2 separate regions of the Homo sapiens genome follow, and region 1 is linked to region 2. The links are chromatin contacts, found by Hi-C or POLR2A ChIA-PET in ENCODE. All regions are on one chromosome and are shown on one strand. The core of a region is the stretch at or near the end of the contact, and the rest is flanking DNA. Distances in the headings are between cores, read along the strand shown.

What was found. A loop is a pair of places that touch in the nucleus more often than their neighbours do. ChIA-PET counts read pairs that join two places held with the same protein, here RNA polymerase II (POLR2A). Pooled maps may share reads with other maps.
Region 1: a map of PC-9 shows a loop between it and region 2 (2.9-fold over the local background). The contact joins two enhancer-like sites. A Hi-C loop is called at or near these places in 13 of 168 maps with a recorded cell type or tissue (Caco-2, HCT116, HepG2 and 9 more), 1 of 37 single-sample maps with no recorded cell type and 20 of 50 pooled maps. POLR2A ChIA-PET finds 5 or more read pairs at or near these places in 17 of 52 experiments (A549, AG04450, Caco-2 and 13 more).

What each region holds. Positions count from the first base shown.
Region 1 is chr2:200,753,095-200,758,297 of GRCh38, forward strand. It overlaps the pseudogene AOX3P-AOX2P and the pseudogene AOX2P. Among named protein-coding and RNA genes, the nearest start is that of LINC01792, 21 kb to the left of the region's middle. Within about 2 kb of position 2,122, at least 3 of the 41 ENCODE cell types and tissues checked have a DNase peak (open chromatin) inside an H3K27ac peak, as active enhancers do; they include PC-3 and PC-9, where a contact is called at or near this core.
Region 2 is chr2:200,709,809-200,714,466 of GRCh38, forward strand. It overlaps LINC01792 (long intergenic non-protein coding RNA 1792), which reads right to left. Exons shown (of 3, transcript NR_037886.1): 3 at 2,497-4,322. It also overlaps the pseudogene AOX3P-AOX2P and the pseudogene AOX3P. Among named protein-coding and RNA genes, the nearest start is that of LINC01792, 23 kb to the right of the region's middle. RefSeq lists an enhancer at 3,307-3,586. Within about 2 kb of position 3,388, at least 35 of the 41 ENCODE cell types and tissues checked have a DNase peak (open chromatin) inside an H3K27ac peak, as active enhancers do; they include PC-3 and PC-9, where a contact is called at or near this core.

The DNA.
Region 1 (5,203 bases), core at 872-3,371, 42 kb after region 2:
TAATAATACGTATCTCATTAGTTTGTCATAAAATTAAATGAGTTAACAGGTGTAAAGCACTTAGAACAGTACCTGGCACATGGTTAGCACTCACCCAATATAGCCTATGTTATAACAATATTATACTGTCTTGGTTGGGCATAGTGGCTCATGCCTGTAATCCCAGCACCTTGGGAGGCTGAAGCAGGTGGATCACTTGAGGTCAGGAGTTTGAGATCAGCCTGGCCAACATGGTGAAACCCCGTCTCTACTAAAAATACGAAAATTAGCCAGGTGTGGTGATGCATGCCTGTAATCCCAGCCTCTGGGGAGGCCGAGGCAGGAGAACCACTTGAGCCCAGGAGGCGGAGTTGCTGTGAGTCGAGATCACACCACTGCACTCCAGCCTGGGTGAAAGAGCAAGACTCCATCTAAAAAAAAAAAAAAAGAGATTATGCTGTCTTATGACACATTTACAGTATGGCAATAAACATACTTTCACATGTACCAGGATGGCTTCTGAGATCTTAGTATAACAGAAAATGAAAAAATTCAGCTATATTGTTCCTTGTCTGCTGCTTTGAAAAAATCAAGTGTTCATCATTAGATAGTATGTTTTTAAAAACTTAGCCTGGGCTTGAACACTTCCTTTATCACTTATTTACAGTGTGACTTTGAGAAAGTTCTTTTAACCTCTCTAAGCCCAGTTTCCTCATCTAGGAAACAGAGATCATAACAGAATGAACGTAAGGATACAAGTACATACGCTGTTATTGCACAGTGCTTAGCACAAAGCAAGCTCTCCATCAATATTAGCTGCTCCCAGGAGCATCATCAGCAAGAAAGGCTATGGCATCTGAGGCCATCAGAGCCTAGGAAGGCAGGAGACAGGTGTCATTCAGAAGTATGAAAAAATACCTTGGTTCTAAAGGCTAAACAAGGATCCGCTGTCAGTAGGTCAGTCCACAGAACCAGTCTTTATTTGTAAGTCAGTTCATGTTATTGTCAGGGGGAAGAAAAAAAAAACATAGAACAAAGAGCTAGAAAAGCCCTTATGAGATGATGCCAAATACTCAAAGAAAGGAACAAACTTCCTATTAGGTTGGTGCAAAAGCAATTGCAAACTTTTATAGCAAAAACTACAATTGCTATTGCACCAACCTAATACAATGTGTACTGGGCTTTTCTGCCCCAGAGATGTGTAATAACTTGTGTCTTCCCTCTCAAGACAGCCTCAGTATTTTTCAGATCCCTGAGTGAGAGGTTCTTGTACCTGAGCTACCTAAGTAGTCTAACACAAGCATTTTTCTTCAAGGAAAAGGTAAACGAAAAAAAAAAGGCAGATTCCCAAACCTCACCCATCATGCACATTTGACTTATCTCATGTTCCCTGGAGAGTCACATTTAAATAAGAAATTAGTATTCATCGTCCGGGATCATCATAGTGTCCCCAGCCCTCAGTTATGAACGTAGCTTCCTTCTGAAGGTTTCGCTAATCCTTCTTGCTGGTTTTCTCTGCAAATCTAGAAGACCTTTCCTTGGACTTCCCATCTCTGCAGCCAGCCTACCGCTCTAATTCTCCCTTGCTTGTTTGACACCTTTCATCTGTCCCGGGAGACAGTGATTTTCCAGAGCATACTGGCTTTTAAGAAAAAACTAACAGTGGAAGGAAAAGTCGGAAGAACTGGCTTTTATGCTTTTTTGTTTTTCTGCAATTTAGGATGCCATAAAACACAATTCATTCCTGTGCCGTGAAAAAAAAACTTGAAAAAGGAAACGTTGAGGAGGCCTTTGAAAAAGTCGACCAAATTGTTGAAGGTGAGCTCCCAGGGATACTTAATAGACTCTGCCTGATTCTATTCTGAAGCAACCATCAAAAGTGTATGATTTCCCCTCAGAAAGTCCAGCCTCTAAAGTCTTGGTGCTTTGCCAAATTTCTCTTACATCTCTTCCTTTCAAATTGTGTGTGTGTGTGTGTGTGTGTGTGTGTGTGTGTATGTGCAGTTTTGGCGTTGGTGGGTAGGGAGCAATAGCATAAATAAAAGAAAATCTCTAAGATTTTGGTTTGGGCAGAGTAAGGAACAAAACTTGGCACTTTTAATTTGTGATCCAGAACTATTGTCTCTGAAACAGATTGCCACAGGACAAATGCCTGGTTCCTTCGTCAGGATAAATCCAGGCCAGCCAGGCAGGGCACGGTGACTCACACCTGTAATCCCAGCACTTTGGGAGGCCGAGGCAGGTGAATCACCTGAGGTCAGGAGTTCGAGACCAACTTGGCCAACATGGTGAAACCCCATCTCTGCTAAAAATACAAAAATTAGCCAGTCATGGTGGCAGGAGCTGTAATCCCAGCTACTTGGGAGGCTGAGGCAGGAGAATCGCTTGAGCCTGGGGGGCGGAGGTTGCAGTGAGCCGAGATCGCGCTGCTACACTCCAGCATGGGTGACAGAGCGAGACTCCACCTCAAAAAAAAAAAAAATCCAGGCCAGCCAGTCCACATCTTACTGGCTTTTGAATTCTCCAAGACGGTGGCTCTCCAAGACGGTGGCTTCCCACCAGCACACACCTTAGGAGTTGTTCTGTGCTTATGCTTAACAGGAGAGGTCCATGTTGGAGGACAGGAACATTTTTACATGGAAACACAAAGAGTGCTTGTTATTCCAAAGACAGAGGACAAAGAACTGGACATTTATGTGTCCACACAGGACCCAGCCCACGTGCAGGTGAGGTCCAGGATAATACCCACGTCCCCACCTTCCTAATTCCATGATCACAGTCGATCCCACAGCCTCACAATCACTGGCCATTTTACCTGCAGAAACCTGGAATCCAAGCATTAGACATCAGACATCAATAATGCAGCCAAGACCTCAGAACCTTTTTTTTTTTTTTTGGTCTTTTCAAGTAAATAAAAAAATAGTCACAGTAATTTTAGGTTTCAAGAGTACGTTCATTTGCATCATGCTTAGATGAGCTCTGTGATGAGATGGCATCACTAAACTATTTCTGTACTTGATTTTTCTCTAAAATAATCATCACAGATAACCTTTGGAGTCAACACATCACTTTATAGTACATTTTCATTTCCCCAGTCACAAAGTGCTCTAGGTTTAGCTGCAAACACATCATCTCCTTGGTAGGTTGTCAGGAGTTCGCCGGCTTTCATCTCCTTGGGACTTTAGACTAGGAACCCAGCTTCTCACAGGAATCCAGGGCTCTGACAGTTTTCCTTCTGGAAAATACCATTTTTCTGCTAGAAGGGCTGCTCTGTGCGGACCAACGGTGTTTACGAGCTAAACAGAGCCCCACCAGACAGATTCAGACTATCTCCATTTTTTTTACCAATGGTAGATGTGAATGAATTCTGCTGGGATGCTGTTTCAAGAAACAAAAAGCTTCTTTTCCATTTCACTCTTATAAACCTTCTTGTTATCTCACTTTTACAGAAAACAGTGTCCTCTACTTTAAACATCCCCATCAACAGGATCACCTGTCATGTAAAACGAGTGGGTGGAGGTTTTGGAGGGAAGGTAGGAAAGCCAGCTGTATTCGGGGCTATTGCAGCTGTGGGTGCTATCAAGTAAGTATGGTTGGGGATGCTTAGGGATACAGAATGGCATCAAATGCACAGAGCTGAGGGCAAATCAGTGGCTGACAGTCATCTGGGCTGCCATCATAACCATGTGTGTGTCCTTGGGCAATTCAGCCTCCTGTCTGTTTCTTTAAAAAATGTAAATAATCATACCTACCCTCCCACACTTTTAGAGTTATTGCAAAAGTCAAATGTACACAGGACTTTGAATAGCTGACATGCTATTGAAAGGAGCAGTGGTACTATTAGCTGAATACCTCCTGAGCTTCAGGGAAAGTGAGCCGTTGAGGGGTGGGGCAAGTCACCCTGCCCAAGTGGAGTGCTAGGGGAGGCTGCTCCCTGACTCTTCTTTCCTGCTCTCAGACCAAGAACAGGGTGAGGTAAGGAAAGAAAGGCTCTTCATCCTCTGCCTCCCTGCACCTGGGAAGGGCTGCGTCCTCAGAGTCTGCTCAATGGACAGATGACTCATCCTCAAAGACAGCTCCCAGGCTGACCTCAGCGGAAGGCTCACTCCTTTGCTGTTCATGCCTCAGATTTGTATTTAGTTGGTGCTGCTTTTTCTGTTAATGGTTCATTTTCTGTGGCTAAGTATTCTGTCAGAGCCCCAGAGGGCATGCAAAGTTTACAGGCCCTGCTTCATTTGACAACTCTTGTAGTTCAGAGCTAGGTCCTGAAACACTCAGACATATGTCTCAGTCCTCAGTGAGAAGTGGGAAAAAGCAGGATCTGAATCCCATCTCCAATTCTTTCCATAATTAAATCCACTCCACTCACACCCACTGGGGATTCAGCACAAGATAATCAGTTCATTGAATTCCCCCCAGGCGTTGTGGCTTTAAGACTTCTCAAACACGACTGCACGTTAGAATCATCTGGGCAGCATTTAAATACCAGTGCCCAGGCTGCCCCATACTGACCCAGGCATCCGTATATTTTAAAACTTCCTCAGTGGTTCCACTGTGCAGCCAAGTGTGGCAACCAGTGCCTTAAGATACAACTCTACCTTGGTACCCAAGGGCCATGCATTAAATGATCCCCAGAGTAATGTTCCCAAACCTAATAGTAAGTAAGAGTTGCCTGATGTCATAGAAATTCCTGCCTCAGCTGGGCATGGTGGCTCATGCCTATAATCTCAGCACTTTGGGAGGCTGAGGCAGGAAAATCACCTGAGCCCAGGAGTTCAAGATGAGCCTGGGAAACATGGTGAAATCCTCATCTCTACAAAGATTTAAAATAGAATAAAATAAAAATAGCTGAGCACAGTAGCACGTGCCTGTGGTCCCAGCTACTCAGGAGGCTAAGGCAGGAGGATTGCTTGAGCCCAGGAGATCAGGCTGCAGTGAGCCGTGTTCATACCACTGCACTCCAGCCTGAGTGGCAGAGCAAGACCCCGTCTCAAAAAAGAAAGTCCTGCCTCCCCATCCCAGCACCACTGAATCAGAATTAGCAGGGGATGGACCTGGAAACTGCATTTCCCTGATGTTCCAGATTGTCCTCACAATTAGGGAACACCAGGAAACCCTGCACTAGAATAGTGATTTTCAACATTTGCCTGAAGACACCTGAATCAATATCACTCAGAAAAATGCATTCTAAAGCCCCTCCCTGACCCACTGAATCCAAATCCTA
Region 2 (4,658 bases), core at 2,138-4,637:
GTGTATTCATTGATGGGCAAAATGTGGCTTTGACTTGCTCTTTGTTTAATGGCAATATCTGCTTGCCAACCGAAAACTTGAACAAATGTGGATGTTACTATTGAATCTCTTCTTCAGCTCCAGGTCAGTTCAACCAATAAATGAAAAGCGATGGCTATTGCCAGAAGAGAAGAGCAGCACACTCATTTTGTTGACACCTTCCCCCACTATCATTCACTAATTCGATATTGATTGACACTCTACCGAGTAGCACATGAGCACCAAGGACAGATAAATAGTGACGATTGCCACTATTAACCAGAACTATTGCTAGGTGTCCCCCTGCCCCAGCTATAATTTAGAGGCATGGTGGAATAAATTAGAAGAATAAAATTAACAAAGATTTACTACTGATAACTTGCTCTTGACCAACAGAACCCAATATGCAGAGTCTGTGCTGGTTAATTTTAGGAATGCTAGGACTTCAGAAACATTTGCCAAATGAGAAGGCAGATGATATTGTGAGAATGGTGCCTATGACACGTTCATGAGTTTCCAGGAGGGTGTCTGCAGCCAGGAGTGGGGGCGGGTGGGAAGTTGAAGAAAACGAAGCAGCAGGTCCTGTCCCCTATCACCCATTGAGCATTCTTGCCACCCCCTAGGTTTAACCTAAATCAATTTATGAAAAAAGAATCAGATAAACCCAAATTGAGCAGCAAGCTGCAAAACAACTAGTCTGACTCTCCAAAATGTCAGTGTCATGAACAACAAAAAAGGCTGGAGAGCTTTCCTAGAGTAAAGGAGTCAAGAGAGCTAAGAAGATGACATCTTCACCGCTCCCATGGGGGAGATCGTAAATGCAGTATTTGTGTAATTGGAAAAATTCAAATATGAACTGTATGTTAAACAACACTATTGTTTCAATACTCATTAATAAGTCTCATTATCCTGACAATGATGGTAAGGTTACGTAGGAGAAAGCCCTTGTATTTTAGGAGTTACATGAGGCAATATTTAAGGATGAAGTGTTATGATGTCAATAATTAACTCTTACGTGATTCAGCTAAAACCATCTGATGGGGGTAGCCGGGGTTAGCTACAGCAAGAGTGAGTGTATGTGGCATAATGTTAACTGCTGGTGATCAGTGAATCCAGGTGAAGGGTATATAGGTATTATTACTTATTGTACCATCCTTGAGACTTTTCTGTAGGTTTGAAATTTATTAAAACAAAAAGTCAGCTGGGCGCGGTGGCTCACACCTGTAATCCCAGCATTTTGGGAGGCCGAGGCAGGCGGATCACCTTAGGTAAGGAGTTCGAGACCAGCCTGGCCAACATGATGAAACCTCATCTCTACTAAAAATACAAAAAATTAGCTGAGCGTGGTGGCACATGCCTGTAGTCCCAGCGACTGGGGAGTCTGAGGCAGGAGAATTTGCTTGAACCAGGGAGGTGGAGGTTGCAGTGAGCCAAGATCACGCCACTGCACTCCAGCCTCCAGCGTGGGCAACAGAACGAGACTCCGTCTCGAAGAAGAAAAAAGAAAGTCGTTCTTGTTGTATTCCAGTGAGAGTCTGCTTCAGCTTTCCGACAGGCCTCACATCAGCAAAATGCCCTGGCGGTTATGAATGCTGGAATGACAGTCCTTTTCAAAGACGGCACAAACACCACTGTGGACTTCAGTGTCTATATGGAGGAGGTGGCCCTACTACAGTTGGTGCAAATAAATTCTGTCAGCAGCTTATCAGAAGGTGATTTATTAACTTACACCTCAAACCAAATAAAGGAGCACCGTGTGTTGACCCTACCACAGTTTTGCTTTCATGCTATTTTTCTGAAGTCCCTTATAGGATGAAAACCATGGAGCTCCTCTAATTCATACAAACTTCCCCACGGCAATGAAAATAAAAGTCTGAAGACTATGCAGCAATATAGATTTTAAAAATGGTTTTATACCAATCAACTATATCTTCATAATTGATCATTTATATTAAAATAATGACAGCATCTTTACTTCAGAACCCCGGTGGATATCCTGACATCTCCAAGAAACTCTTAGGTGTCCTAACAGACTTTCTTTTGACCCTACCTCAGGGGATGTACTCATACGAGGTCACTACGTTTTCTGAAAGAACAGAACAGCCAAGTGGAGCTGTGACTGTCTTTTGCCATGGCTTTCCTTTTTAATTTCCAACTGCTGTCATAGTGTCAGCTTTTAGGAAAGGATCAGCTGTGGAAATGCTGTATTCAAGCAATAATCAGAAAATACAATGGAATAACAGTTCCCGTTTATAGTAACAACCAAAAAATAACTCTAGGGATAAAATCAACAAAAATATGTGCAGGGCCAACATGAAAAGAACTTTTAAAATCTATTGGTGAACTTTAAAAAAAGACAAATTTTAAAAGGGAAAGACATAAGCCTTAGCTACAAGGACACAAAATATAACAGTATCAATTTTCTCTTATAAATTAAATATAACACATTCCCAATCAAAACATCAACAGTGTCTTTTAAAAACTTGATTTTAAAGTTTATCTAGAAAGATAAAAAATGTATAATAAGAATAGTCAAGAGGGGAAACTAGCCCTATATAATATTGAAATGTATTCTATTACATTAATACATGTCTAGTAGTTACACATTATAGGTACTGATACAGGAGGAGAAAAACAGACCAACAGAACAATGTAAAGTCCTGAAATAGGCCAGAAAGTCAGGTCTCATTAGAAGCAAAAATGCACTTCAAGTAAGCCATAAAATGGAGCATTTAAGGAAGAATATTGGTACAACTTGCAAGCCATTTTAAAAACAAAGAAACATAAAGCTGTACTTCTATTTCCCACTTTACAATAAAAATAAATTCCAGATTGATTAAAGTTTTAAATACTAAAAACTATACTAAATATATGCATGCATTTAAAAAAATCCATAGCCTAAGGAACATGAAAGCCGGAAGTTATAAAGAAAAGACTGATAAATTTGACTATATAACAGAGAAAAGCATTAGTATAAAAAGAAACGCATTTACAGCAAAAACTTTTCTAAATCAATAAAAAAAGATTAAAAAAACAAAAAAAGAAAAGTATACCCACTGGCAGGAAACTGGAAAAATAAACTATTTTGAGCCTCACTTAGAATTTTTAAAATGAAAATTAAAACAGCAATGAGATACCATTTTCCTCTATTAGATTGGCAACAATTTAAAATGTTGATAGTACCCACGACTGATTAAATTTGACACATTTTTTCCTCCGAGCATACTTTTCATGTAATAAAGTTACTGAAACCAAATACTGTATTCTTAAAAATGGTTAGGGTTACTAAGAAGCCAGCAACAGAGGGCAGCAGAGACCTCCTCTGGGGCGTCCGCGTAGTTCATGTTCCAGTTTTACAAAAGCAGCTTTTTCTCTGCTGTGGTCTCTGAGGTGTCAGAGTGCAGCAAAAGGGAAATGCGTCATCAGTTCTTGTCATCTCATTGGTGACAATGAGTAATCAGGTGGCGGTGGCGAGGTGGTGTCTCTGGGCCCTCTCTCCAGGCCAGAACGGGCACGTCCCACACGCGAGCAAGGCTTCTTGCTGTGCCGCCCGTCAGAGCCAAGTCTGTGATGGCGCCTCTGTTCCAGGTTGTTACAGAGCTGGGCAGCTCCTCAGGAAGTTGGCATTAAAGAGAGCTGGTGTTCAAAATCTGGATTTTCTTTTTTTTTTTTTTTTAACCGAGAGTCCTTTCCCCTCAATAAACTTGACAAAGGAGATCAAGGAAACTAGGAAACTACCAGAAATTCTCATTTGCATTTCCAAGCAAACGCCCAGCAATCTTAGTCATATTAGCTGCATGGCTTTGGGGTTAGAAAGGAGGTGAGGTTGGGAGGGGAAGATAAAGGATAAAATCAGAGTGAATAACACAGAAGAGGTCTAGCCAGCTGCCTTTCCTGCTTACAAGGGGCCACTGGGGCCAGAGCAGGCCTCCTCCCCCGGCTGTTGCGTCCAGGCTGTTTCCCACACTGTAGACCCCCTTCCTCCTTTGGTCCTCTCTGCCCTTCCCTGGGTCTCCCATTTCAGACCTTGCTGTGCTTCCCAGTCCCCCACATGGAACTCAGACTCCAATTTCCATCAGTCAAGGGCTTGCCTCTTCAGGCACATGTCCTCAGCTCCCACTAAGAGGTCCTCAGCTTTAGGCCAGCTCGGCAGACTGGGGAAATGGACGCCTCTGCACTGACCCAGCAATGCTTATCCAGATCAGTGTTCAGGGAGCACCTTTCTCTCTATGTCCTGTGGATGCAGGGTCTGCCTGGTCAACGGCAAAGGTGTCTTTATGCATCTTCGGGAGGTTGGCCTGTTACTGGGTATAGAGTTAGGGAAAGTACAGCCTGAGAAATTAATATAGAATGCATGTGTATATACATACAGACATTTTTGTGCTTTCTTTTTATAAAAGTAAAACATGTCCTTTAATGGACATTCGACAAATACAGAAGAATATAAAAAGAAAATCAAAATCTCCTGTAAACCTACCAGCTATATATGGCCATTGCCAAAGTATTTTTTAAATACTGTATTAAAAACTTGATTCTCATACAAATCTTAAGTAAGCAAATGTCAAAGATTTATTTAACTCGACAATGAGGGAACCAGCAAAATGATAAAACTGGATGAAAGTGAATTTGAGAGACTGAGC